3 separate regions of the Mus musculus genome follow, and all the other regions are linked to region 1. The links are chromatin loops, found by intact Hi-C in ENCODE. Cell type or tissue: heart. All regions are shown on one strand. Each heading gives the region's core, and the rest is flanking DNA. Links, peaks and the distances in the headings are about the cores only.

What was found. A loop is a pair of places that touch in the nucleus more often than their neighbours do. Peaks named below come from ENCODE experiments on the same cell type or tissue, not always from the same donor. Only the 100,000 strongest peaks of a DNase experiment are listed, where the experiment ranks them.
Region 2: a loop joins it to region 1, with 6 times the contacts of the local background. A loop is called at or near these places in 10 of 42 quality-filtered maps.
Region 3: it touches region 1 in a loop (9-fold over the local background); 4 of 42 quality-filtered maps call a loop at or near these places.

The regions. Positions count from the first base shown.
Region 1 is chr7:19,665,140-19,674,973 of GRCm38, forward strand. It overlaps Gm44805 (predicted gene 44805), which reads right to left. Exons shown (of 4, transcript NM_001309799.1): 2 at 8,408-8,474; 3 at 8,090-8,240; 4 at 6,440-6,709. The coding sequence starts at 8,462. The coding sequence ends at 6,622. Apoc2 (apolipoprotein C-II) reads right to left here. Exons shown (of 5, transcript NM_001277944.1): 3 at 8,408-8,474; 4 at 8,090-8,240; 5 at 6,440-6,709. The coding sequence starts at 8,462. The coding sequence ends at 6,622. Among named protein-coding and RNA genes, the nearest start is that of Clptm1, 5.0 kb to the left of the region's middle. In heart, for the core only: CTCF peaks have their summits at 1,796 (motif pointing right), 3,912 (motif pointing right) and 4,522; DNase peaks (open chromatin) are centred at 3,952, 4,372, 6,572 and 8,282; H3K4me3 peaks cover 1,168 bases; H3K27ac peaks cover 1,089 bases.
Region 2 is chr7:19,787,069-19,795,068 of GRCm38, forward strand. It overlaps Cblc (Casitas B-lineage lymphoma c), which reads right to left. Exons shown (of 12, transcript NM_023224.5): 2 at 5,741-5,887; 3 at 5,441-5,597; 4 at 5,040-5,161; 5 at 3,332-3,469; 6 at 1,901-1,988. LOC115486450 (a long non-coding RNA gene) reads left to right here. Exons shown (of 4, transcript XR_003946611.1): 3 at 86-224; 4 at 2,843-3,065. Among named protein-coding and RNA genes, the nearest start is that of Cblc, 5.7 kb to the right of the region's middle. In heart, for the core only: a CTCF peak has its summit at 3,200 (motif pointing left); a DNase peak (open chromatin) is centred at 3,093; H3K4me3 peaks cover 943 bases; H3K27ac peaks cover 484 bases; H3K27me3 peaks cover 692 bases.
Region 3 is chr7:19,741,790-19,751,623 of GRCm38, forward strand. It overlaps Nectin2 (nectin cell adhesion molecule 2), which reads right to left and starts at 7,784. Exons shown (of 9, transcript NM_008990.3): 1 at 7,426-7,784. The coding sequence starts at 7,513. Gm34744 (a long non-coding RNA gene) reads left to right here and starts at 7,781. Exons shown (of 3, transcript XR_881878.3): 1 at 7,781-8,160. In heart, for the core only: CTCF peaks have their summits at 3,067 and 7,949 (motif pointing left); DNase peaks (open chromatin) are centred at 3,112, 4,332, 6,232, 7,212 and 1 weaker place; H3K4me3 peaks cover 4,932 bases; H3K27ac peaks cover 6,810 bases.

The sequences.
Region 1 (9,834 bases), core at 793-8,792:
CCCTCTTGAAGGACCAACTAGGCCACCGTACTCGACGTCCGCCCCTTTCACCGCAATTTGGTTGTTTTGGTCTAGCAGGGAGTGACTTCTCCGAGTGCTTGAACTTTCTATAGCAGGAAATGCTCTTTTCATGGGTTCTACTTGTTACACTCGGCCAAGGTGGATGGTTATTTTTTTGATTGTATGGTCTTCCCAAGCAATTCCACCGCAGTTCGGATGGCCGTTTCTTCTCGGGTTTTACAAAGTCGATGGTTTCGGAGCTTTTCCGGCCACCGTAGCGATTCGCTAGAGCCACGCCCCTCTTGAAGAGAAAACCCCTCTCTGGCTGCGGATTTTCGACCTAAGGGGTGGTCATTACTTTGTTCTTTTCGCTTCTGATGCGATTTCCTTGTCTTAAGCTTTCGTCATCAACCCTCGGAGACTGTAGTTCATCCTTAGGCCGTATCTGCTTTCTTACGGACACCACACCTGGAAATGGGACCCTAGTCACTTTTTTCAAATAAAGACTCGTTTATTTGTTTTATGTACACGAGCACTGTATCTTTATGTCAGCAGAGGGCATCAGATCACCTTATAGATGGTTGTGAGCCACCGTGTGGTTGCTCGGAAGTAAACTCGGGACCTCTGGAAGAGCAGATATGCTCTTAGCCGCTGAGCCACCTTCATCCCGGACCTTAGCCGCTTTTAGGCCGCTTAGTTTAGCACTCGTCTTCCATTAGGGGTCTGTGCTTTCTTGCAAACCTCGAATCTTTAAACACAAAGACAGGATCTCATTCTGTAGCCCAGGCCGGCCTCAACTCCTGATCCTCCTGCCTCAGCCTCCAGAATACTGGGATTAAAACATAACATACATGAGAGTAATAATCCTATTTTCTCCTTTTGTTTGTTCGTTTTGATGGGTAAAGGGAAAGGTCTTGAAATGAAGCCCTGGCTGTGGCAAGCATAGAACTTGCGGCATCTTCTAGCCTCATCCTCAGGAGTGCTAGGAGTGCTATCGGGGATTACAGGTTATGTCTCAGCACATTAAACAAGTGAGAGACCAATTCCTTTGGGTTCAGACTCCATCTCAGAGAATCTGACTTAAGATTGAACTCAAGTAAACTAACAGGCCGGTACCTAGCACTAGTTCTAGGCTACACCGCAACAAGAGCTTGAATAAAAAGATCCTAATGCAATTGCTTTGGATTTGGCTCCTTGGTGGTCTTTTTGGGGTTCACGAACGTTTGTTTCATGGCACAGCACAAGAACACCATGATTTTACATTAGATACAAAATCTCTCAAATTGTTAGCTACAAAGTTAGTGAATTATATCAGTTACAAAAAGTTCTCAAATTTTATAGTAACTAAAAAGTCAAAGATTGTTAGACCACAATCAAGGACTGGGAGTGTTGGTGCTCGACTTTAGTCTCAGCACTGAGAAGGCAGAAGCCAGTGAATCTCTAACTTCACCTGTTTCAATAAGCAATTATAAGATACCCAACAGGAAGACTGAGAACTGAACACTGATCCTCTGGAAACAAGCCCCCTTAATTGGTGAGAGTGTCTATATCCCTACTAAAACACTCTTTAAAAAAAAATAGCCGGGTGTGCTGGCTCACACCTTTAATCCCAGCACTTGAGAGGCAGAGGCAGGCAGATTTCTGAGTTCGAGGCCAGCCTGGTCTACAAAGTGAGTTCCAGGACAGCCAGGGCTATACAGAGAAACCCTGACTCAAAAAAAAAAAAAAATTCATTATTTTATGTCTTCATGTATGGATGTGCACCATATATGTGCCTAGTGTCCTTGAAAGCCAGAAGAGGGCGCCAGGTCCCTGGAGCTGGAGTTACAGACTATTGTGAGTGGCCATGTAGTCCTGGAAATGGAACTCGGGTGCTCCAGAACAGCTAAGCCATCTCAGCTCCAACTAAAAATCTCCTTAACATAAGGGCCTGGAAAGATGTCTCAGCAGTTAAAAGCACTGGCTACTCTTTCAGAAGACACAGGTCCCTGACACCCTCACACATGCAGGCAAAACACCAATGCTCATAAAATAAGGATAAATAAGTTAGCAGGGTGGTGGTGCACACCTTTAATCCCAGCACTTATGAGGCAGAGCCAGGCAGATCTCTGAGTTCGAGGCCAGCCTGATTTACATAGTTCCCAATGAAGTCTGTATTAGTTACTTTCCTGTTGCTGTGATGACCAACAGCAAGTTTTGGAAGAGTTTATTTTAGCCTATAGCTCCCAAGAGTACAGTGTGGTGGGGGTGGAGGGACATAGGAGCAAGCAGCAGGCATGCTGGTTGGAACAAGAAACAGAGAACGTGTCCCCAAATGAATGTATTAAGCACAGAGAGGGAGAGGGAGGGAGACTGGCATATTTCCTCCAGTAAGGCCTCAGCTTCTAAGTGGCCCCAAACAGTACCACCAACTGAAGACCAGGAGTCCACACCTCTGATCGTATGGGGTACAGCCACATTCAAACCATCACACTGTAGGAGAAATGAACCCTCTCTGTAGGCAGTTTTCACTTCCTCATTGAGTTCTCACATTTCCTGGACCTGAACAGGAAGAGCAAAACAGGCCCCCAGACAGAGGCCTTTTCTTCTTCCCATTTTCCTTCATGCACCCTCTTCATTTTTCATTGTTCTATTCTGCCTCAGTTTCCCCCCAGGGAATACCAGCAGAGTTTCTACCTGTGTAGAAGGGCCTGGGCTTCCAAGCCAGACAGGTGTGATAGGGGACACCTGTAAAGATCACAAGTTCAAGGCCACCGACAAGTTCTAGGTCAGCCTGAGTTACATGCTGCTGAGTCTAGAAGAAGAAAAGAAATATATGAAGATATGTCTGAGCTGGTTGGTGGCACACACCTTAAATCCCAGCACTCGGGAAGCAGAGGCAGGCGGATCTCTGTGAGTCTGATGCCAGCCTAGTCTACACAGTGAGTTCCAGGAAAGCCAGGACTAGAGAAACCCTGTTTTTTTTTTTTTTTTTTGTTTTTTTTTTTTTTTTTTTAAAGATTTATTTATTGATTATATGTAAGTACACTGTAGCTGTCTTCAGATACACCAGAAGAGGGAGTCAGATCTTGTTACGGATGGTTGTGAGCCACCATGTGGTTGCTGGGATTTGAACTCAGGACCTTTGGAAGAGCAGTCGGGTGCTCTTACTCTGCTGAGCCATCTCACCAGCCCAGAGAAACCCTGTTTTAAAAGAATGAGGAGGAAGAAGAAAAGGAGGAAGAGGAGGAGGAGGAGGAGGAGGAGAAGAAGAAGAAGAAGAAGAAGAAGAAGAAGAAGAAGAAGAAGAAGAAGAAAGGTAGAAGGTGGAGCATTGGCTCAGTGGTGTGGTTTGGAGCCTGGATGCTCTTCCAGAGATCCCCACAGGGTTCAGGTTCAATTCTGAGCACCCAAATGTCAGTCCACAAACATCTGTAACTCCAGTTCTAAGAGACTGAGACTGGATTCCCTCTTTTGACCTCCTTGCTGCCAGGCACTCTCATATATGCAGGCAAAACACTCATACACATAAAATTAAGCTAAAACTTTGGATTATACAGATGGGGACTAGAAATGTAGAGACTAGAGTACTTGTCTAGTATGCATGGTGCCTGGGGTATTTGGACACCGTTCATCCCAGTACTTGAGAGGCAGAAGGAGGCAGATCTGAAGGTGTTCAAGGCCAGCCTGGACTACAGAGTGAGTTCCAGGACAGCCAGTGTTGTTACACAGAGAACCCCTGTCTCAAAAAACCCAAAACAAACAAAACAAAACATCGAAAAAAGACAAAACAAGAACAACCAGGTGATTGTTGCTCAAACAAGTTCTCGCTACGTACTGGAAGCTGGCCAGTCATCCTCACACTCGAGACTACAAGTCTGCCTGTGCCTTCACTCAGTGCCAGCTCGTAATATTAAGTGGGTCACAGAACAGACTCACTCTGCTCACCACTAGGGGGCACCCAACACCATCAAGAGCTGTGTTCTCAGCCTCTATAGGAGAAGTGGGCTGGCACAGTCATCTTCTAAGTCTTCGAGAGACTCAAGGTACAGAGTCCTCAGTCTGAGAGAGGAGAAATCCAGGGTTCAGATCACTCGGTCTTAGGCAGAATCGGGGCACCTGGACTGTGGGGTCCTACACAGAGGTGATGAGGAGCTGAGGGGGCAAAAAGTATTTGGGGGTGGCCCTGGGATTGGCTGGGAGCAGAACTTGCCTGGGCAGTAGTTCCCTTTGGCTTGAGTCTGTGGGAAACACTGGACAGAGGGGGAATTGTTCCCCATGTGTCTCCCCCCTCCCAGGCACCCCTAGAGCTTGGCAGCCTCAGTTCTTCCCAGGCCCTGGGGACTTGGGAGCCTTCCCGCCGCCCCTCCTTCCCAGTCCCTGTTTTCTACTGGACTCACAGCTGCCCAGCCTCAGGACCTGGGAAAATTGCCCCAGGAGTATTGAAAGACTGGCTGGCTGTAGGTTATTGCCAAACAGATTAGAAAAAAATCCAGGCCATGGGTCCTCTGCGGGACCAATAGTGCCACCTATGGGACACAGGAGTGAGGAGCAGTCTTGTCCTCAATCCTTATGATGAGACAGGAGAGCCTGGGTGAGCTGCACTTAAGACCCCATCTTGGATAAGCAAAAAAGAACAGCCAAATGAAACATACCGCAAAGCTATAATCATCAAAAGGATGCTATTGTCTTTCTTTGGCTCGGGGGTCTTTCTTTTCTGCCCCACCTATCCTGGAATTTGCTCTGTAGACCAATCAGACTTCCAACTCACTGAGATCTGCTTATCTTTCCCTCCCAGGTAATGGGATTATAAACGCATGCCACCATGCCCAACTCTGTTGGTTAGCTCTTTGTCAGAGGCTACGTGGAAGCATGGCTGTCTTTTTCTCTGCTGTGTTCTGTCCCCCTATCTAGCAAGATTTTTGGTAAAATACATATGAAATTAATATGTTGGAATTGTCCAAGAGCCCAGGTTTCAGTGTGTGTCCTCCTGGGCCCCTAGCAACCTTAGCATCAACATCTTAACTTTAGCAGTGCCTTGTGAGCTCCAACAAGCCTTTCCTCTGTGCCAGGCATCTGTCTGGACAACTCATTCCCCTGCTTTGTCTGGTTTGAACTGAGGACACACACATGGGCTAAGCAAGATTCCCCAGTCCTGAGTTTTTTGCTTTTTGTTTTTTCGAGACAGGGTTTCTCTGTATAGCCCTGGCTGTCCTGGAACTCACTTTGTAGACCAGGCTGGCCTCAAACTCAGAAATCCACCTGCCTCTGCCTCCCAAGTGCTGGGATTAAAGGTGTGAGCCACTACTGCCTGGTCAGCCCTGAGTTATTATTGTGTGTATATGCTGGTGAGTGTATGTGCCTGTGCCACACACAGCATAAATGTAGAGGCTGAGGACCTATGTGGAGTGGGTCTCCCCTACCATCTTTATGTGGGTTCTGGGGACAAATGACCTGTACTCACTGAGCCACCTCTCCACCCTGGTTTGTTTGTTTGTTTGGTTGGTTGGTTGGTTTTGAGAGAGGGTCTCATGTAGCCCAGGCTGGTTTTTAACTCGCTACACAATTGAGAATGATCTTGAACTCCTGATTTTTCTGCCTCTATCCGTCCCAGGACTTTGGAAGTGTTGTAACTACAGGTACCGCTTGCCACATCCGGGTATTTTGGAAAGGTTAAAAATTGTTTATCACCAGGTGTGGTGGTGCCCGCCTTTAATCCCAGCACTTGGGAGGCAGAGGCAGGCAGATTTCTAAGTTCGAGGCCAGCCTGGTCTACAAAAGTGAGTTCCAGGACAGCCAGGGCTACACAGAGAAACCCTGTCTTGAAAAAACAAAACAAAACAAAACAAAACAAAACAAAACAAAACAAAACAAAGAATTATAGGGCTGGAGAGATGGCTCAGCGGTTAAGAGCACTGGCTGCTCTTCTGAAGGTCCTGAGTTCAAATCCCAGCAACCACATGGTGGCTCACAACCATCTGTAATGAGATCTGATGCCCTCTTCTGGTATGTCTGAAGACAGATACAGTGTACTTAGATATAATAATAAATAAATCTGTAAAAAAAAAAAAAAACAACCCTGTTGTGTAAAAGAAAAAGAGAAAGAAAGAAAGAAAGAAAGAAAGAAAGAAAGAAAGAAAGAAAGAAAGAAAGAGAGAAAGAGCAGGGTGGTGGTGCATGCCTTTAATTCCAGCAATCATGAGATAGAGGCAGGTGAATCTCTGAGTTCGAGGCCAGTCTAATCTATGAATGAGTTCCAGAACAGCCAAGGCTACATAGAGATAGCCTGTCTCAAATAAATAAATAATTAAATAGTAATTTTAAAACTGGGGTTTTAAGTGAAAGCTACAGAATGCAGGGTGCTACCACCTTGTCACAAAACCACACTGATCAAATGGGGACGAGATTCCAAAGACCCTCCATCTTGGCCCTGGGAACCTCTGAAAAGAAGCCACACGACGCCAGTGAACCTGGACTCATTTATTCTTTCACTGAAAGACTCTGGGCTCTAGTTGGGAGCAGGAAGGCGGGAGCAGCTGGGACAGGGTGGTGTAGGACCATCCTGGTCTGGTGATGCGAGCAAAGAGGCGCGGTGTCTGTCATCAGGTTTTCCTTTCCCCTAACTTGGGGCTTGCCTGGCAGCTACTCTCCCCTCAGGAGAGTAAGGAGCTGGTCTGTAAAAATGCCTGCGTAAGTGCTCATGGCCGCCGAGCTTTTGCTGTACATGTCCCTGGAGAGAAGAAAGCACAGGGAGGGGTTGGAAGGAAGCACCTAGAGGTTGGAGCCCTGAGTCTGAGGGAGGAGGGCTGGGGTCTGGAGCCCTGAGTCTGAGGGAGGAGGGCTGGGGTCTGGAGCCCTGAGTCTGAGGGAGGAGGGCTGGGGTCTGGACCCCTGGGTCTGAGGGAGGAGGGCTGGGGTCTGGACCCCTGTGTCTGAGGGAGGAGGGCTGGGGTCTGGACCCCTGGGTCTGAGGGAGGAGGGCTGGGGTCTGGACCCCTGGGTCTGAGGGAGGAGGGCTGGGGTCTGGACCCCTGGGTCTGAGGGAGGAGGGCTGGGGTCTGGACCCCTGGGTCTGAGGGAGGAGGGCTGGGGTCTGGACCCCTGTGTCTGAGGGAGGAGGGCTGGGGTCTGGACCCCTGTGTCTGAGGGAGGAGGGCTGGGGTCTGGACCCCTGTGTCTGAGGGAGGAGGGCTGGGGTCTGGAGCCCTGGGTCTGAGGGAGGAGGGCTGGGGCCTGGAGCCCTGGGTCTGAGGGAGGAGGGCTGGGGTCTGGACCCCTGTGTCTGAGGGAGGAGGGCTGGGGTCTGGACCCCTGTGTCTGAGGGAGGAGGGCTGGGGTCTGGACCCCTGTGTCTGAGGGAGGAGGGCTGGGGTCTGGACCCCTGTGTCTGAGGGAGGAGGGCTGGGGTCTGGACCCCTGTGTCTGAGGGAGGAGGGCTGGGGTCTGGAGCCCTGAGTCTGAGAGTGGAGGAGGGCTGGGGTCTGGAGCCCTGAGTCTGAGGGAGGAGGGCTGGGGTCTGGACCCCTGTGTCTGAGGGAGGAGGGCTGGGGTCTGGACCCCTGTGTCTGAGGGAGGAGGGCTGGGGTCTGGAGCCCTGAGTCTGAGAGTGGAGGAGGGCTGGGGTCTGGACCCCTGTGTCTGAGGGAGGAGGGCTGGGGTCTGGACCCCTGGGTCTGAGGGAGGAGGGCTGGGGTCTGGACCCCTGTGTCTGAGGGAGGAGGGCTGGGGTCTGGACCCCTGTGTCTGAGGGAGGAGGGCTGGGGTCTGGACCCCTGGGTCTGAGGGAGGAGGGCTGGGGTCTGGAGCCCTGGGTCTGAGGGAGGAGGGCTGGGGTCTGGACCCCTGGGTCTGAGGGAGGAGGGCTGGGGTCTGGACCCCTGGGTCTGAGGGAGGAGGGGAGAGCTGGGTCTGGACCCCTGTGTCTGAGGGAGGAGGGCTGGGGTCTGGACCCCTGGGTCTGAGGGAGGAGGGCTGGGGTCTGGACCCCTGGGTCTGAGGGAGGAGGGCTGGGGTCTGGACCCCTGGGTCTGAGGGAGGAGGGATAGGGCCTGGACCCCTGGGTCCGAGGGTGTGCATATGCCGGGATCTGTCCCCACTGGGAGGGACACACCTGAGTTTCTCATCCATGCTGATCGGGTATGTCTTCTGGTACAGGTCTTTGGCAACCTCCTTGGCAGAGGTCCAGTAACTTAAGAGGGAGCCCTGCACCGTGCCCAGCAGAGCCAGGCTGCCCGAGTCATCTTCCTGGTTCCCCTGGACCTCTGAGGGAAGCGAGATAATTAGATTAGAGGTGCTAAGGGGACTTTGGGTGAGTCGAGGCAGGTGAGGAAGACGAAGGAATGGTTGAAGAATGTAGGGAGGTGCTTGAGGGTCACCCCACCCCTTCCTTACTCACTCCTCCCGCCATCTTGCCACCCGACCCACTTACCATTTCCCAACATCAGGATGACCAGGAATAGAGCCAGGAAGAACCGAGACCCCATGCTGTCTGGGACCTGGAGCATTAAGGACAGGGTTGTGTTAGACAGAGGGATCACTGGGAACTGCGTTCCTGTTCGCCAGGCGTGGGTGGGACCCTATTCTGTCCCTATTCCTGCCCAACCAAGATTTGAAACCTGTTAATTCAGATGAGGTCTCTCCTGGAATTCTACTCTAGAGGGTTGCTTTTTTAGGAGGGAGGGGTGGCAAAGGGGGGCAGGATAACACAAGGTCTCACTGTGTAGCACTGATTGGCCTGGAGCTCACTCTGTAAAACAGACTGGCTTCAAACTCAGAGAGTCACCTATCTTGAGCTCTCAAGCAGTAGTGTTGATTGTGTGTGCCATTACACCTGGGCGCGCACGCGTGCGTGCGTGCGTGCGTGCGTGCGTGCGTGCGTGCGTGTGTGTGTAGCCAGGCATAGTAGTACATGCATTTAATCCTAGAACTTAGGAGGCAGAGGCAGATGGCTCTCTATGTGTTCAAGTTGAAGTTCAGTCCAGTCTACAATGTGAATTCTAGGACAGCCTGAGCTATACAGAGTGATACCCTGTCTGGAAAAAAAAACATAACAAAATGATAATAATAAAATCAATGTATGTGGCTATTTTGCCTTCGTGTATATAGATGCACGTAGTGCAGGTCTAGTCCCTGTAGAGGCCAGAAAACAGCTTGGATTCCAAGAAACTGGAATTAGAGATGTAGTGAAGCGTTTGTTTGTTTGTTTGTTGTTGTTTTGTTTTTGACAGGGTTTCTCTGTAGCCTTGGCTGTTCTGGAACTCGCTCTGTAGACCAGACTGTCCTCGAACAGTGCTAGGATTAAAAGTGAGTGCCGGGCTGGTGTGATGGCTCAGCGGCTAAGAGCACTGATGGCTCTTCTGAAGGTCCTGAGTTCAAATCCCAGCAACCACATGGTGGCTCACAACCACCCGTAATGAGATCTGACGCCCTCTTCTGGCGCGTCTGAAGACAGCTACAGTGTACTTATGTATAATAATAAATAAATCTTAAAAAAAAAAAAAAAAAGTGAGCGCCACCAAAGCTCAGCCAAACCCCAAGTCTTCTGTAAGAGACTCTTAACCCCTGAGCCATGTCTCAAGGCCCCACTTAAAAACAAAGGAGGCAAAAACCAAAGTCCACAATGTCTCATATAGCCTCAACTTGACTGAGTAGACTCGGCTGATCTTGAACTCCTGATCGTCCTGCCTCCACCCCTGGAATGCTGGGATCACGTGTGTGTGCCACCATATCTAGCTTCATGTGGTACTGAGACTCAAACCTAGAACCCTGAGCACCCCAGGCAAGCACTCTACCCTCTGAGCTACAACTCCAGTTCTGCTCTTCAGATTTTGACACTCCCTGCCTTTCTTTTCTAAT
Region 2 (8,000 bases), core at 1-8,000, 120 kb after region 1:
AAAAGAAAACTGACAACCAGGTTGAAGGCCAGTGCACCCAAGACTCTCATCGGTATCTGTGTTTCTTCCTCTTTCCTGGCCACAGGATCTTACTATGCATCCCAGAGGCGGGACTTAGCCCAAGCAGCAGTGGAATTACAGACAAGTGTCACATCAGACCAAGCATGTCTTCAACCCTCGACAAGAGACGTGCTTTCTGGATTCCTCGTGATTTGGGAATGCTGGTGCGTTTTAGCTATTTAGTTTTAAATAAGTCTCTAATTCCAGGGGAATCTGACACCCTCTTCTGGCTTCTGTGGACACTATATACAGATGGGGGCACATACATACAGGCAAATACTCATACACACAAAATAATTTTTTAAATAATAATAAATATTTAGCCGGGCGTGGTGGCGCACGCCTTTGATCCCAGCACTTGGGAGGCAGAGGCAGGCAGATTTCTGAGTTCGAGGCCAGCCTGGTCTACAAAGTGAGTTCCAGGACAGCCAGGGCTACACAGAGAAACCCTGTCTCGAAAAAGAAAAAAAAAAAAAACCCAAAAGATAAAAATTTAAAATATATTTTAAAAGTTATATAAAGTTGGGCACATGCCTTTAATCCCAGCACTCTGGAGGCTGAGGGAGGCGGATCTCAGTGAGTTCAAGGCCAGCCTGGTTTGCGCACAGAGAGAAAATCTTAAATATAGAATAGAATGTACTTAGGCTAAAAAAATTTCATATTGTCAAAGGCCTGTAATTCCTCCAGAGGCCAAGGCAGGAGGATGAAGAGCTCCAGGCTTAGCTACATAGAAAATCCTTGCACCACAACCTCAAGGGCCAGGCACTGAGGTGCATACCTTTGGTACCAGAAGTTAGGAGGCAGCGGCAGATGGAGTTTATGAGTTCAAGGCCAGCCAGGTAGACCACTACCTAAACAAATTCCAGAACAGCCAGGGCTATTAAGAGAGATCTTGAAATAATAACCACCACCACCACCACCATGGCGGGGGTGGGGGAGACCCCACAAAAACCAAGGCTAGATGTCGGTAGCACTCTCTGTACATATGTAGCATGGTGCCATATGGAGGTCAGAGGATGGCTCAGTTCTCTCCTTCCACCCCGGGGATGCTGGGAACTGAAGTGATGTCATGAGGCTTGGCTGCACTGCCTAAAGTCAGTACTCCTGTTACTGCCCAGTCCTTTACAGTATAGTCAATAAAGCCATTTCCTTATTAAAAACATGGGAGTGTGGCTCAGTGGTATAGCCCCTGCCTAGAATCCCCCAGTGAGGTGCTGGGGGCGTGGCTCAGTATTAGAGCCCCTGCCTAGAATCCCCCAGTGAGGGGCTGGGGGCGTGGCTCAGTGGGAGAGCCCCTGCCTAGAATCTCCCAGTGAGGAGCTGGGGGCGTGGCTCAGTGGTAGAGCCCCTGCCTAGAATCCCCCAGTGAGGTGCTGGGGGCGTGGCTCAGTATTAGAGCCCCTGCCTAGAATCCCCCAGTGAGGGGCTGGGGGCGTGGCTCAGTGGGAGAGCCCCTGCCTAGAATCCCCCAGTGAGGGGCTGGGGGCGTGGCTCAGTGGTTGAACTCTGTTGTAGCAAGCACAAGTTTCTGGGTTCCATCCTAAGAACAAAAAGAAAAACATCTTGGCTCTTCTGGCGCTGGGTGTCTGCTCAGACTCAGAGCTGATAAACACTCAGATGCATCAGCTATTTTGATGATCTCAGAAGCTCTTTTCTTCATTCGATATCCAAGAAAAAAACCTTGGCGAGGAGGCTGTAGAGGCGACAGTTCCCAGTGGAGGAACTCAGAGAGCCTCAGAGAAGCAAGGGTTGGCTCGTATGTACACGGCTCCAAGCCAGCACCACATCCCCATATCTCCGAGATGAGTAGCTGGGTAGTGGACATGAGTGTGGAACTCACCTCTGACACTTGGATGCGTTGGTAGGGTTCTACCCGGCAGAGCTCAGTCAGGTCTGGGTTGTGTTTCTTTCCATCAGGGAAGAGGAAGCTGAGGGGAGAACATAGTTGGGCTCTGAGGGGCTTTACTCACAGGGACCCACTTACCTCATCTACCTGGTGTGCGCGCATTTGTGCATGCATGCATTGGTGTATGCATACATGAATATGTGCATGTGTGAGTGTGTGCACACATGTGTATTAGGACCTGACTCGCGCCCACACTGGAACTTCCCAGAGCAAGTGTATTCTCCAATCCCTGGGACAGAACTGTCCACTTGGTCATTTTAGAGAAGCTGCACTGAACTGTTGGCCTCCAGCCTGAGAATCAAGAAAGAAATCTAAACCTCTGTCCTTTCAGGATCCGTGTTCTATTTTGTAGTATTGACCTAGCCTGGAGCATTTTAGGCAGGGGCTCCACCACTGATTTAAATTCCCAGCCCCTCACTGGGGGATTCTAGGCAGGGGCTCTACCACTGAGCCACGCCCTCAGCTCCTCACTGGGGAATTCTAGGCAAAGGGCTCTACCACTGTGCCACGTCCCCACTATGATCAGTTTATACTTTTTTCTTTTTCTTGCTGAACAAGAATCTCACAGTGTAGCTTACAATGCAGATCTCAGGATACTCCTGTACCTTGAATACTTACACACACACACCCCACATATCTCCCTCCTGCTCAAGACCAGTACATTTTCAAAACAAAGAACAGAAGACCAAATACATTCAAAAAAAAAAAAAAAGGTATAAAATGGGATCATGAAGGCGACATAAGCTTGCCTGCTCCTTGAGAGTAACACTGTTGTTTGTAATGACTCAAGGCTCTTGCTATTTTGTCGAACAGGAGCTTTGTGAACAATGAGAAGCAACAGGTCTGTGCACCTGTCCCTCTCTTCTCTGTCTCTAGCTCACACCAGCCCTGCAGCTCATTGGTAGCATCTGGCCTAGCTAGGAAGCATCCCCAGCGGGGCAAACCACGAAAGATCTGGGTGAGAGAGAACCCTGGAGAGCCGCCGGCCCCTCCCCTCACCACCGCGGGCAACTTCCCTCAGGAAACCGCCGGAGGCAGCTGAGGTTACAGGTGGAAAACCACTAGTTTGGCTGTTTCCCCGCCCCTGACCTGACAATCTAGACCCTAGAGCAGGATACAGTTTCTAGAAGCACAGGCTTTGAAGCCCAGTCTGCCGGAGGGATTTTGCACTTTGCAGCCGCTGCCTGACTGCAGACATTCCCCCGCCTTGAGAACCCGGCCGCCCCCTGCTGGCAGCTCGTGGCGTTGCAACTTGGTGTGCTGGCTGTGTCCACGCCCGTACCTTCAAGCCAAACGCATGACTTGTGCTAAATCTCTCCAAGTAGATTTTGCTAACACCCTTTTCCTATTAGGCTGGGGACTCACATGCCGTCCTTTTGTCCCTTCAGGAGCACCTGCAGCAGAGGTTTGTTGAGAGGAATGGTTTGCAGGATGCTTCCATCGGAGCTCACGTATCCAATGGCCCACTGCCCCAGGCGGGTACAGCTTGGCCGGAAGATATAGCTGTGGAAAGATGACATGGGATGGAGAGTGGTCGCTGCTGTCTCTTCTTGGGACACTCAGCTGTCTGCCCTGTCTGGGATCCAGGTATCTCCTTCCTCATCCTTTATGGAAGAGGGGCCTTGCTCCCCATCCACAGTTACAGACTGAGAAGGTATATGTCTGTGGCTTTAGCTACCATTGCCCACCATAGCAATGGGTCACATCTGAGAATGAGCCTAATACAGGAAAAAACGGAAGCAAGTTACACTCCGGCATGACCTCCGATGAAAGTGCTTGAAAGCTTGGATCTGTCTGTGTGTTCTTTCTTTCCATTTTATAATTTTCCCTCCCTTCACCCATACAGCTGATTGAAGGCTAGCTTGGGCTACGAGATACCTTATCTACCTATAGCAACCCATCTAGACAAGGACATTGTCACCGAGCAGCGTCTGGTATGAGATAGAGACAGACAGACTGAGAGTGGCCCTCCCCTTTCTCTTCCTTCCCCTCCCTTCCCCTCCCTCCCCCAGCCTGAAGAGAGTAGGGGTCTCTAGAGAGCAGCTGCTATACTGTCCTTGCCTTCCAGAGGCTGCCACACTTCAGCCCTGCAGAGACTGATTTCTTCCTTCAACCTGTGGGTGCTCGGTGTATCCTCAGCCTGTTAAGGAGAGCCAACTAGCTGGACCGTAAGAGGTGCACACTTTTAATCCTAGCACTCAGGAGGCAGGCAGATCTCTGAGTTCGAGGCCAGCCTGGTGTACAGAGCAAGTTCCAGGACATCCAGGGCTACACAGAGAAACTCAAAATGAAACAAAAGCAAACCCGAGTGGAGTGGTGATATCCATAACCCCAGCACTCAGGACATGTAAAGGGAGGATTATCAGAATCTCATGGGTCATCCTTAGCTACATGGCAAGTTTGAGGCTAGCCTGGGCTAAATGAAGCAAGCCCTGTCTCAAAGCAAAACCATTTTTTTTAAAGATTTATTTATTTATTTATTATATGGAAGTACATTGTAGCTGTCTTCAGACACTCCAGAAGAGGGAGTCAGATCTCATTTACGGATGGTTGTGAGCCACCATGTGGTTGCTGGGATTTGAACTCTGGACCTTCGGAAGAGCAGTCAGGTGCTCTTACCCACTGAGCCATCTCACCAGTCCAAAGCAAAACCATTTAACAGGTTTATAGCATAGCCTCTAACTTGTCAAGATGGGGCCTTAGCTTCAGAACTCCTTGGTAGAGCTGCTTTATTTGCTGGGCTGTGGGATGACCCAGGAGGCTCCAGAAGAGGAGGCAGGGGTTCTGGGCATCTTAACTCAGAGGTTTTTTTTTTGTTTGTTTTTTTTTGAGACAGTGTCTCAGGTGGCCCAGGCTGGCTTTGAACTTTTCATCCTCCAGCCTCCACCTCCCAAGTGCTGAAATTACGGGAAAACCACCGGCCCCCAGCTGCAGAGCTCCCACTTCTGGGTTCCCAGGAACCTCAATTCTTAGCCTCTCAGAAGTTGAGGGATTCCGCCCCCGCCCCCGTTCCTGCCCCCTACACACTTGCCAGGACTAGACTACTTGTCCCAGGGAACCCTGCTTTGCTCACCTGCCTGGTTTGTCCCTGTAGGCCTGCAGGCGTGTTTGGACCTCATCGTAGGTGAGGAAGGCCATGTAGCCAGGATGGTTGACAGCCAGGAGTTGCCAATTCCTCAGTAAAGTGGGCCACGGCTGGGAGGGACAGAGATAATCACTAAGGGACCAAGGAAGTAGCCTATGCCCTAGGACCTTCAGAGTTCAAGAATCCACCACCCTACCCACATCCGTGATGATCCTGAACACGGTTTATACACACAGGAAACCATATACCCTTTCTTCCCCAAGACTCAGTGGTCCAGACCCAGCCTTCCTCCCTTAGATCCAGTGTGCCCAGTCCCTATCTCCTTCCTCAGACCCAGGGGTCCAGGCCCTAGCACCTTCCTCAGACCCCCTGCCGTGACCTTCCCTGACCTGAAAGAGCCTGGTGAAGACGTCAAACTCAAAGACAGACACGTGGCCGTTACAGGTGAGGTCCAAGGTGGACCGCAAGGCCTGCATGGTGGGGCCTGGTTCCACAGGGTGGCAGGCACACAGGAGGGACTGGAACTCAGCCCAGGGAAGCACGCACCTGGATGGGAAGGTGGTATGGTTACAGCTACGGATGGAGAGAGGGTCTATGATAGGAAGAGGCTGTTCTCCCCACTTCCGGTCCTTGGGCAGGGCAGTTAAGGGATTTTGGAGCCCACTGTCCCGTGGTGAAGGTCCACTCACCGAACTCCACAATTCTGCCTCCAGAAGATGTGGGCAGAGCCCTTGGTGAGCTGGTACAGGTGCCCACAGTACTTCCCAGCAGGGAAGAGTGCGCTCAACTCCGCGTGCATGTGACTGAAGATGAGGGCCAGCTTGGCCAGTTGTCGCCTGCGGGGGGGCGGGGGGGGGGAAGCTATGAGCATCACACATGATGTAGGGAGAGTCCCTACAGGTGCAAAGCCTCCAGATTTCCTCTTATGAATCAATGTACCAAGAGCCAGTCTCAGTTCTGAGGCCTCTGTTTTCTGCACCTCTGTTTCCTCATCGATGAAGGAAGTGTGGAAGCTAAAGTCCAAACTGGCCTCCAGCCAGCATAGCACAGGCCCAGAGCCTGTTGCGGCTGGAGAAGTCTCGCCTACTGAGATGGGGTATAACCATCTGCCATCGGTGTTTAGCGAATGCCCAAAACTGCCTTCCACACCAGTGGGTGTGGGTGTGTTGGCTGCCCTGAGTTTGAGATCAGGATGTAGAAGGCAATAACGGGTTTTTGGACAACTAACAGCTATGAAAGTTCTGGAAAATCATTAACAAATGTTTTCCCAAGTTGCCTCCGTTCCTCACCCGTGAAGTGCAAATAAACATGTGAGTTCAGCTCCTGAACCTTATGAGCACAGAGAGGACACAGCTCGGGGCAAGGTTCAGCAGTAGAGCCTCTGCCTAGAATCCCCCAGTGAGGGGCAGGGGGAGTGGCTCAGTGGTAGAGCCCCTGCCTAGAATCCCCCAGTGAGGGGCTGGGGGCGTGGCTCAGTGGTAGAGCCCCTGCCTAGAATTCCCCCAGTGAGGGTTTGGGGGCGTGGCTCAGTGGAAAAGCCCCTGCCTACCATGCTTAGGGTTCTGGGTTCCATCCCCAGCATTTTCAAAATCAAAAAAACCCTGCATATTATATTGGGTTAGCACTCAGTGCATGCTGATTTTATTATATTTCTCATTTATACTAATAGCTTCCGTGGCCAGGTCTGTAGGGCTCCTGACAGTTTCTTAGCAACCTCGCTTCCCAGAATGCAGAGCTGTGTAGCCCAATGAGTTTGCCATCAGCAACTCTGGCTGGCTCAGACAGGAAGCTACCTTCCCCATCCCCCACCCTTTTTTTTGAGACGATATCTCATTATATAGTTTGAGTTGGCCTTTAAACTCACTCTGTAGACCAGGCTGGCCTCAAACTATCAGAAATCTGCCTGCCTCTGCCTCCTGAGTGCTGAGATCTGAGTGCTCAGAGGGCTCTGGCACCACATTCAGCCTAGAGTGACAAGCTGGTTCTTTGGTTTGCTTGGTTTTTTGAAACAGCTACAATATTCCACAATTAAAGGACCTGCTGCTGTTTCTCTTGTAGCCCAGGCTGTCCTAGAATTCAGTCTGTAGGCCAGGCTGTCCTTGAACTCAGAGATCCACCTGTGCTGGGACTAAAGGTATGCACCACCATTTGGCCTGCCTCCTCCTCCTCCTCCTCCTCCTCCTCCTCCTCCTCCTCCTCCTCCTCCTCCTCCTCCTCTTCTTTTTAAGATTTACTTTTGGAGCTCAGGGGTTACATAAAATAAAAATAAGTCTTTTAAAAAATATTAACCAAAAAAAAAAAAGAAAAAAATTACTTTTATTTTTAATTCTGTGTACGTGTGCATGCATGTGTGTGTATCTCTGTGTGTGTGTGTAAATCGATATGTGCACATGAGTGTGGATTCCTGAGGAGGTCCGAAGAGGTGTCCGATCCCTTGGAGCTGGAGTTACAGGTGATTATGAGCCATCCATCCTGGGCGCTGGAATCTGGGTCCTCTGCTAGAGCAGAAAGCCCTCTGCCTCTAAGCCAGTGCTCCTCCGCCTTCCTAAGGCTGAGACCCTTCAATACAGTTCTGTATGTTCTGGTGACCCCAGCCATAAAACTATTTTCCTTGCTACTTCCTTTTTGCTACTGTTATGAGTCATAATGTAAACGCCCGTGCTTTCCCATGGTCTTAGGAGACCCTGTGAAAGGGTGGTTGGATGGCCAGGTTGAGAACCACTTCCCAAAGCCATCTCTCTAGCAGGTGCTTTAGCTGTGGCATATACACCAGACTGCAACAAGGCAGGCTGAAAGAAGTAACAAAAATTGTAACAATTGGGGCTAGAGTTGGTTCAGCTGTTAAAAACACTGGCAACCTGTCTTCTGACTCTGACCAGTGTATGCACACTAACAGTGAAAGCTAATTCCAAGTGATAAAAAAGAAATCTAGCCGGGCGTGGTGCCGCG
Region 3 (9,834 bases), core at 1-8,000, 76 kb after region 1:
TTTTTCAAATTGAAACACAGAGAGATGAGAGCTTCCTGCTGCTTGCTGCTTCTGGGCTGGGTGACCTTTTCAAGCCCAAGTTCTTTCATGTGTAAAATGGAGACATTTAAGTCACCCTGCAGGTTCCCCTGGAACAATTCAAGTAAAAGATCTGACACTCTTTGCAGGCCAGGTCACAGGGTCAGTGCCTGTCCCCACAGGCCACATCTGGCAGGGCTTGCCTTTGCTTCCGCCTGGGTTTTATTTTGTTTATTTAGACAGGGTCTCAATGTTTGGCTTCAGTTGGCCTTGAATTCACATCAATCCTCCTGTCTCACCATCCAGAAGAGCTGGGATTACACAGCTTTGCAAATGTGAATTAGAACAGGTCTTGGAGCTAGGCAAAAGGACATCAAGGACAGAAAAATGGGCTTGAAAAGGTGTCGGGGAGGGGTTGGTGAGATGGCGCAGCGGGTAAAGGTGATTGCAGCCAAGAATGATAACCGGATTTTAATCTCTGAGATCCGAGTAGTGGATAGGGAGAACAGACTCCTGAACATTGTCCTCTTGTATTAACACACACACACACACACACACACACACACACACACACACACACAGGAGGTATCAGTGAACCAGGCTCAGCAGCCTTCAGTCATAATTCCAAAACTAAGGAGACAGAGGCATAAGGATGTTTGGGGCCAGAGAATTCCAGGTTAACCTTCGTTATCCAGGGACGCCCTTCATAAATGAAAACATACAAATGACAAGAATCTCACAGCCCCAAGACCTCCAGACTAAGTCTCTAATTCTGAATACAAGAATGGATGTTCAGAGTGAGATGAACTGTGGCTTATGTTTGTTTGTTTTATTTAATTACTGCATTTACATATGTGTGGGGCAGGGGTGGGGGTGCCAATGCACAGGTGTGGGGTTGGCTCTTTTCTTTCCACTGTGTGGGTCTTGGAGACAGAACTCAGGCTGTCAAGTTTGGCAGCAAGCACCTTCACCCGCTGGGCCGTCTCCCTGGCTGCTGTTTTATTTGTTTTTCTAAGATGGGGTCTGACTACATAGTCTCAGCTAACCGTGGAACCCAAGATACTCAAGATACTGGGGTCACATAGTTGTACCAACACCCCCTCCCCGCCAACACCAAGAGTAGTGCTTTTTTTTTTTTTTTTTTATTGGTTTTTTGAGACAGGGTTTCTCTGTGTAGCTCTGGCTGTCCTGGAACTCACTTCGTAGACCAGGCTGGCCTCGAACTCAGAAATCCACCTGCCTCTGCCTCCCGAGTGCTGGGATTAAAGGAGTGCGCCACCATGCCCGGCTGAGTAGTGCTTTTTTTTGTTTGTTTTGGTTTTTCAAGACAAGAGTTTTTCTGTGTAGCCCTGACTGTCCTGGAACTCACTCTGTAAACCAGGCTGGCCTCGAACTCACAGGCTGCCTCTGCCTCCTGAGTACTAGTCCATTTTAAAGGCCCTTCTAAACCCTTAGTAGCAGGTCAGCACGGAAGTCTGATGTGTTCTCTCCCACCTCCTGGAGTAGAAGCCTCAGGAAGCCCATCCTTTAGGCTCTATCGCTAAGATTTATCTCCAGTCAGACTATGTGTGCTCCCTCAGGGTCCCGACTCTGGCTTAAGTCACCAGCCTTTCCTGCTTGGGTCACCTCCTAGGTACCTACTTCTCCGGCTTTGTCTCCACACACAGCCAGAAACTTTGGTAGCTGGTAGCCCTCTTCTCTGCTTGGGGCCTTCAGTAGCTCTCTTCTCACTCAGACCCTTCATGTCCATGCCCAGCTGCTCAGTATCCTAACCTCTCTTCTCTGATCTTCTGGCCTCCGGGGCCTTTGCATGGGTTGTAGCAGGTCAGCCTGGCTTCCTCCTTATCTAGTGATGGCAGGATCTGGTCACCATAATGATAACAAGGATTCTTAACTTGCTCCCTCCAGCACAGAACCAACCAACCATCCACCTATCTCCCCAGCAGAGCCACAGGGAAAGAGAGCTCTGATTCATTCATTGCTGTATTCCGGAGCCTAGAACAGTGTCTGGTATTCTGAAGGTGCTCTGTAAATGTACTGAATGAATGAGTGAGTGAATGAATGAATGAATGAATGATGGGCAACCAAAAAGTGCTGCGCTTCCAAGTATGGGGTGGGGGGGGTACATACCTTTGTAACCCCAGCATGGGGAGGCTGGTGCAGGAAGAGTCTGGCCTATGCCAGCCTATGAATACCGTCTTCCCACAGCACAAGCAGCAGCTGAAGTGGAGTGTGTAGGCTTTTCTGTGAGGGTACTGGGAGCCACGGGGAGTTGTAAACAAGGGGAAGGAACAGGTTAAAGTTTGGAAAGGTCAGTGAGAGCCAAGAAAAGTCCTCTGGTGCCAGGTCTTTAATCTCAGCACTTGGGAGGTAGAGGCGGGCGAAACTGAGTTCAAGGCCAGCCTGGTCTACACAGAGAAACATTATCTTGAAAAACCAAAACGATAAGTAAGTAAGTAAGTAAGTAAATAAATAAATAAAGCCTCTAAACCAGGGTAAGGGCTATACTGATGGAGAGATATCTGGTCAGATGTTCCAGCCCTGTGCGTCATGACAATGAAAAACACGTATTTCTAATGGCCTTACGATCATGAAGTAGCAATGAAATAAACTTGCGGTTGGGGCTTCCTAAGATCACCGGAAAGCGGTTGAGAACCTGCTGATCTAGTTGGAAGTTTTCTCCCAAGTGGGAATGGGAGCAGGACATTGGGCTTGGGGAGGAAGACAGATGCATAATGACTTGTGGCGTTTGAAGTCTATGTGGTGAGGGGAGCCAGGGGTTCTGGGTGTCGGATGGGGAAGCAGGGGAGATGGAGTCGTGAAGCCGGGGAAGATGCGTGGCCTTGTGCAAGAAACACATTTCCTGCAGGCTTCTCAGCAAGTGGCGGTGGTGACCTTGCAGGGACAGACACGGACAGCCAACACCACGCCCAGAGACAGTGGCCAGTGGGAACACTTGCTTCTCTGCCTCTGACTGGTGACAGCTCTATAGAGATGTCAGCTGGGTCTTCAAACACACTTCCTCCTCCCCTGGGGAATGGACTAGCAGGCTTCCTGCAGGCCAGAGTAGAGACTGCCTCTGGCGTAGGTAAAGCCCAGACTGAGGAAAGACACGGGAGGGTTAGACCTGGGGGGATAATAGTCTGAGGGAGGAGGCTGGAGGAGGGTCTGGAAGCCTAGTTTCTTAGATTTCCGGCCTGGCTGGCTCCTCCAGTCCCAGCTGGCCCCTGCACACCTATAAAACAAGCTGTGTCCTAGCCCCCACCATATCAGGGTGGGGCAGGGCTGGAGCAAACCCTTCAAGGCCAGAGGGCTTTGAGGACCAGCATCAGCTGCTGCCTCAGCCACCTGGGTAATTAATTAATTACATTAATCATAGTTTCCACCCCCACAGTGGACATCCGGAGCCTGTCTGAGGGGTGAGAACTCAGCCAGAGCTGCCAGGGTACGTGGCTTGGGCTGTGTCTGGATTTCTATGTGAGCCTCCCGAGGCCCCTCTGGACCCTTGGATGCGCAGCCTCCTGCTGCTGCTGGGGCTCAGCTCCCAGAGGACCTCTCCTATGGAAGGACAGGCTCATGGGGTGAAGCTCTCAAAGGCTCTCCTGGCTGGGGCCTGGGATAGACCACTCTTGGTCTGCCGAGAGAGCGGACACCTCAGTGTGAATCCCCATTCCAGGAGATTCTGGCCTCTGCTGGTGTACAGATCCTACTTCTAGGGTCTGTTTCTCTCCCCCTGACCCCTTGCCTCTCATTCCCTAGAGTGCGAGAGAGAGAGAGAGAGAGAGAGAGAGAGAGAGAGAGAGAGAGAGAGAGAGAGGGACAGACGGACAGACAGACACTGACTTACTATCCTGAACTCTCTAATTAGCCCAGACTGGCTTTGAACTCAGAGATCTGCCTGCCTCTGCCTTCTGAGTGCTGGGATTAAAGGCTAACTCCCCACAATAACATACATTTTGTGTGAATCAGGGTCTTAAGTAGTCCAGGCTGTCCTGATCTTAATTATGGAGCCAAATATGATTTTGAACTTCTGAAGCTCTGGTCTCTATCTTCCATTTGCAGGATTACAGGTGCACACTACCACTGGTGATTTTTGGGTGCGAGGGATTGAACCCTAGGCCTCATGCATGCTAGGCAAGCACTCTGCCGACTGCTTTGCTCCTCTTGTTTTCTTCCGAGAGAAGGACTCAGATAACCCTGCCTGGCCTCAATCTCACTACATAGCCATGCAATCCGGAATTCTCGCTTGGATTCCAGTCCTGTGCCACCATGCCTGCCGTTGGAGGTGCTGAGTTTGGAACCCAGGGTGTCGTGCATGCTAGGTGAACACTCTATCCACTGGCCCAGCCCATTTCTTTTTTCCCCCCAGTCTTTCCGCTCTCCAGCCAAGGCGGCCCTGGGGGTGGACAGTGTGCTGCCTCAGCCTCCCCCACGCTGGCACTGAGATTACAGGCCTGACTCCACCATTCTGTCTTGAGACAAGGTCTTCCTATGTAACTCAGCCTGGCCTTGAACTCCCTGCAATCCCCCCGCCCCCCCCCCCCCCCCCCCGCCCTCCTCAGCTTTCTTTGAGTGCTGGAGTCACAGGTGTTCATCCCTGTCTTAGGTTTCTGTTTCTGTGACCCTGGGGTCTCCATGTCTCTAGGCATCCAGCACTCACACCTCTCCAAGGCTCCTGACATACTTTCTTACTGCCGGGCCATCTCTCCTGGTCCATCTCCTCCTCCCTTCCTGCTCTGTTTCTCAGCATTGCTGGGGCATTAAAAATGTATCAGCATCCCAGCGGGGGCAGGGGAGCTGGCCCTTGTGCAAGACTCCCTGTGCCTCCCGTGTCTTTAACTCCCTGTGGCCCCTACATGCTGGCTGGCCTTGAGACTGGCCTGTGCTCTGACCTCTCCAAGTCACAGGATCTCCACAGCCCTCTGGCTGGGGTCTTCTGATCTCCTTTCCTGTCACCAAACCTCTCTGCCCTTCCAGTGTCCCTGCCTATACCCCTCCCAGCACCCCAGCACCCCTGCCCCTTTCTGGTATCTTTCTGCCCTCCCTTGCAATCTTCCTTCATTCTTTGTGCATGACTCCATCCTTGCATTACTCCATCCTTGCATAGGTCTGATCCCCGTCCCCTCCCTCTCTTGGCTCCTCTTCCTATATCCCTGCTCTCCATCCTGTCTCTTGCCCCCCCCTCCCCCTCCCCCATTTCTTCTCTGCTCAGTTCCCCTTCCCTAACGAGAAGAGACAGCCAGGCCTGCCATCCCCTCTTCTCCCCTCCCCCGCCACTGTGTGGGGCTGCCTGGATGACATAGATGAGCAGAGAGAGATAGGGAAGAGTGGGGAGGGAGGCTCAGGCTCCAGCAGGAGGTCCAGGTGGTGTAAGCCCCATTCCCAGAGGAGGCCAGGAAGCAGGGAGGCTGAGCAGCTAGAGCCAGGGGAAAGAGATGTAGGGAAAGCAAGGGAGAGATGGAGAGAGCAAAGGAAGGACAAACAGAACAGAAAGGAGAAAGAGCCCGGAAAGAGAGAGAAGGGAGAGATGGAAAGGGAAATGAAAAAAGAAAAAGGAGAGGGAGAGAGAAGGAATGAGGAAGTGGAGATAGGAGTAGGATGGGTTAGGAAAGGCCAAGGTCCTCTCCCCAACGTTCGAAGGGAAGGCCCAGCCCCAGGAAATCCCCCCAGGGATTCAACAGAGAAGGGACAGTCACCACAGGTCTAGGAAATAGGAAGCACTTTGGGGAGCTTGCCCAGCCTGGCTATTGGGTTGCTGGCTTTCAAAGGCTTTCAAGGGACGGGAGTGGAACCTTGGGAGAGTGTCCTTTTCGGTTTCCCCGTTCGCAGGCTGGGAAGGGGAACAAGGTTTGCTCTGGGGTTCTGTGGAATCTGCTATGAGGTACCACACGGGTGGATTCTAAGAATTCACTCAGAGGGACAGGTACAGATCTCATCTATCTGGGAGGTCAAGGCCAATGACCTCAAAGGAGGTGACGAAAGAAAAAACGAGGCCAAAAGTGACAGGCATTCTCCCTACGATCCTTCTGATCCCCGTTCTGAGCAAACTCTCCAGAAACTCCCCGCTCCCCATCCCAGAGTGTGTAGTTAGGAAGAAACAGCCAGGTCACCTGCTAGGGGCGGGGCGAGGTCAGCACACCTGTTTACACCTCACCCCATCCCCCACCCCCACCCCCTGGCCTCGCAGAGCCCCAAGTCCCCTCCAGGGCTGGGGGGTGGGGAAAGGGGAGCGAGTCTTAGAGAGGAGGCTCCTCCCATTTACCTCTCCAAGTGCTTCGAGGACAAAGGCGTGACCAAAGGAGAGATAAGGTCCCGAAACCAGGAGTTGGGACTCTTAGCGCTCCAGCCCCGCCCCGCCCCTCCCAAACTAGGTGAAAGCGATACCGGAAAACTTCCCCAGGGACGTTGCCACTCACAAGGAAAGGGGGAAGGGGAGGAAAACTGCAAACCTCCCGGGCTCTGACTCTACCTGGGACACAGCCGACTAAGTTCCCAATTTCAGGCTACGTCTTTAAGCCTTTGATTATATTTGGGGGCAGAGGGGTAAAGGTCAGAGTCCCTTGATCATTAAATTCCATTGCCTACAGCTAAATCCGAACCTGCCAAGATAGTGCCTCTGGACCCTAACTGCACCTGGACCCCAGCGAGCAGAGCTCTTTGCCCACAGTTAAACCCAAGACCCACAAGTTTGAACCCCTTTTCTCCAATTCTATCTAGACCCGGGTTAGGCTCGCCTTCTGAGATCCTGGAGGCAGAACCTCTTAATTTTCCCAGAACCCAGGGGTCAGTGTCTGTAAACTCCCTGAGGCTTGCACTCCAGACTCACACCCTTCCTGCCCCTGAGTGCCCCCAACTCTCATCATTGGTTTGCCAAGGGCTCCCAAAGACCGAACTCATCCCCCCCCCAACACACACTCGTCTTGGGAACCTCGACTGTGGGTCCCCTCGCGCCCAATTCTCCCCGGGCCTCGGATGCCCAACCCAACAAGAAGGAAAAGAAAAAAAAGGGGGGGGGGTGTCGTCCCTCCTCACCATCACGACCCTCCAGCTAGTGTGAGTGGGGGGAACATTCTCCACATTCCTGAGGGGGGAGAGCAGAGACGGAAATCCAGATTCCGGATAAGTGATCAGCACAGGATGGGGAGGATTTAACCCTTTCCACGCCGAGGGAGGTGGAGGGGGTCAGAAACCCGGGTTAGAATGGACACTTGTGATTACGCGAGGTGCAGAGAGGGAGGTTAGGAGACTCGGAGAGAGAGCCCGGTGTGTTGCGAGAATCTCGATCAGTAGGGCCAACCTAGAAGGGGGCACGAGGGAAAGGGGCCTCGGGGAGCTGGGAGTGAGGTGGGGGACGATGCCCCGTTCCCTCCCTTCTGAGGACTGACGAAGGCATCCGCGCGTTTTCACCTGTTTCCTGAAGCAGGAGCAGTAGCAGCGGCAACAACGGCAGCGTCGGTGACAATCTGGACGGCGGGAGGACTGCGGCCCGGGCCATGGGGGGCCCGGGGAGGGACTGGGCCCGGGCAGGGGGTGCCTAGGGACCACTCTTCGTGTACCGATCGGCTGGGAGGGCAGTCAGGGGTCTGAAGTGTCCGGCTCCAGGCCGGCTTCCGCCGCTCACGGCTCCCCGGATCAGTTCGTTCGGCCCAGCTTTCCCTCGCCTGGCTCTCAGGATCCGCGCCCCCCGGCCCCTCGCTTAGCTCCAGCGGGCCGGACTCATGACGTCACAGGCCCCGCCCCTCTTCGCCAAGCCGATCCTAGGGCTCAGGCTCCGCCCCTCTCAGGGCTAAGACCCCGCCCATCCCGCGTCCCACACCTGTCTGGCCCCACGATTCTATCTCCGCCTTCTCCTGGAATTAACTATTTGACCACGCCCACTCGACATGGAGCCACGCCCACACACAACCCGGGAAGACCCACTGCGCCCCCTACTGGTCACTCTAATGAGACGCGGTCACACCCCCTTCTAAACTTCCGGTCGCCTCCCACCAGGAGAAGCCATGCCTTCTCGCCCAGACCACGCCCCACTGCCCTCTGGTTAGCCTGAGTATGTGGGCTCTCATAGGGCCTCCCTTCCTGAGGCACCGCCCCTTGGTGAGGCCACACCCCTGTCCCAGCCTTTCTCCTAGTCCTGCTGCTGTGGTAGGTCGGGGTCACTTCTTAGTGGACCCCATTTCTTTCTGATCTCTGCCCTGGGTTCTCGTGTCGCCGCATCATTTCTTTCCAGATTTCTCCTCTTTCTCTACCTCTGAGTCTCCCTCCGCATCCCCATGTTTCTCTGTGGCTCTGCTCTGGTGTTTCTTTGTCTGTCCATGTGCCTATGTCACTTAGTCCCCGTGTCTCGTTGCATTCCTTTGACTGTGTGCGTCTCTCTTTGCGTCCCTGTCACTTTCTGTTTCTTGTCTCATAGTTTTTTTCTGTGTCACTCTTAATATTCCTGTCCCTGCATCTGGCCTCTGCGTCCCTCCCACCCAGTATCCTTTTTTTATATCGCAGCCTTCCGCGAGGGGGCAGCATAAACCAACCCAGCAGGCCGAACCCCGCTGGGTGGGGCTGGACCAGTCAGTCTGTCCTCTGGCCCTACCAGTCCCTTCCGGTTGTCCTTGTCCCACTTTCTCTATCTCACCAGAATCCTGTGGTCTTTGTGGCTGGTTTTGAGGCGGCCCTTTTGTCTCTTCGTAGACGCTCCACCCTCCCCACCCCCACCCGCCTTTTCACATTCCCAGGGCCGCCGAGTGGAGCTAATGAGAAGGTCCACTTGTTGGGGATGGGGGAGGGGAACAGGTACTCCGCTGCTGAAGTACCTGACAGCCAAATCCTCCCCAAGGGCCAGGCATTTGGGGGTTTCTTGTGAGAGAGCCACCTGGGCTGGGGTAGGGCCCCTTCTCCACCGGCCACATACATGAAGCCCCTCTCCCATGTGGCAAGGCCCAAGGAGTGGACCCTGGCTCTGACCAACTTGCTTTCCACTCTTGTTAATGCTCCTATTTGTTTGCTTGCTGATTATTTTGTGTGTGTGCAGGCCGTGCTGACTTCTGAAGGGCAAATAACAACTTGCTTTGAGTTGGAAGCAGCAAGTGGGTGCCGGGGCCCCAACTCACGTAGCCAAGTTTGGTGGCACAACCTTTGAAGCCATTCCACCCACCTTGGTTTTGTTTTATGAGATGGCATCTCCTGTCGTCCTGGCTAACCAGCCAGGGATTGTAGGCATGCACTGACTCCAAGTTGAGCTAGCTCTCTCCTTTCTGAGCTGTTGCCACACCCCTTTAACAACATTGTTGATAAAGGGTTTTAGCTTTGTCTGCCCACCAGGCCCTCGTGTAAGTCTTCTCCCAAGCAGTCCCCGATCAAGCCGTGGAGAAGGAAGGGGAACTGAGTCATGGGAAGGGAAAGTGGCTTGGTGCCAAAGGTCAGGGTTATGAAAAGAGGCAGGTCCACAATGGACACTATTCAAAATTCTTTTGTTGCTCACAAGAATCTTAGGAAGGGGGTCGGGTTGGTGCTGCACAACTGTAATCCCAGTACTTAGGTGGCAGAAACAGAAAGATCTCACAGAATTCCAAGCCACTGTGGTCTACAGACCCAGTTCTAATCAGCGACGATCACCACGTGAGGGTCACCGTGTGTGAAAAGTAAACTAAGGCACAGGTTCTTTCCAAACCACCGCCAGAGAAGGAGCAGTGTGAGGTTTGTTGGTGTTTATAGTAGCTATGCAACATGACATCCAGATAATATCTCAGGTTTGCAAGGAACGTGGCATGAGGCTAGTGGTATAAATGACAGACACTGAGTAAATGCTCTGTAGCTTCCAACTTT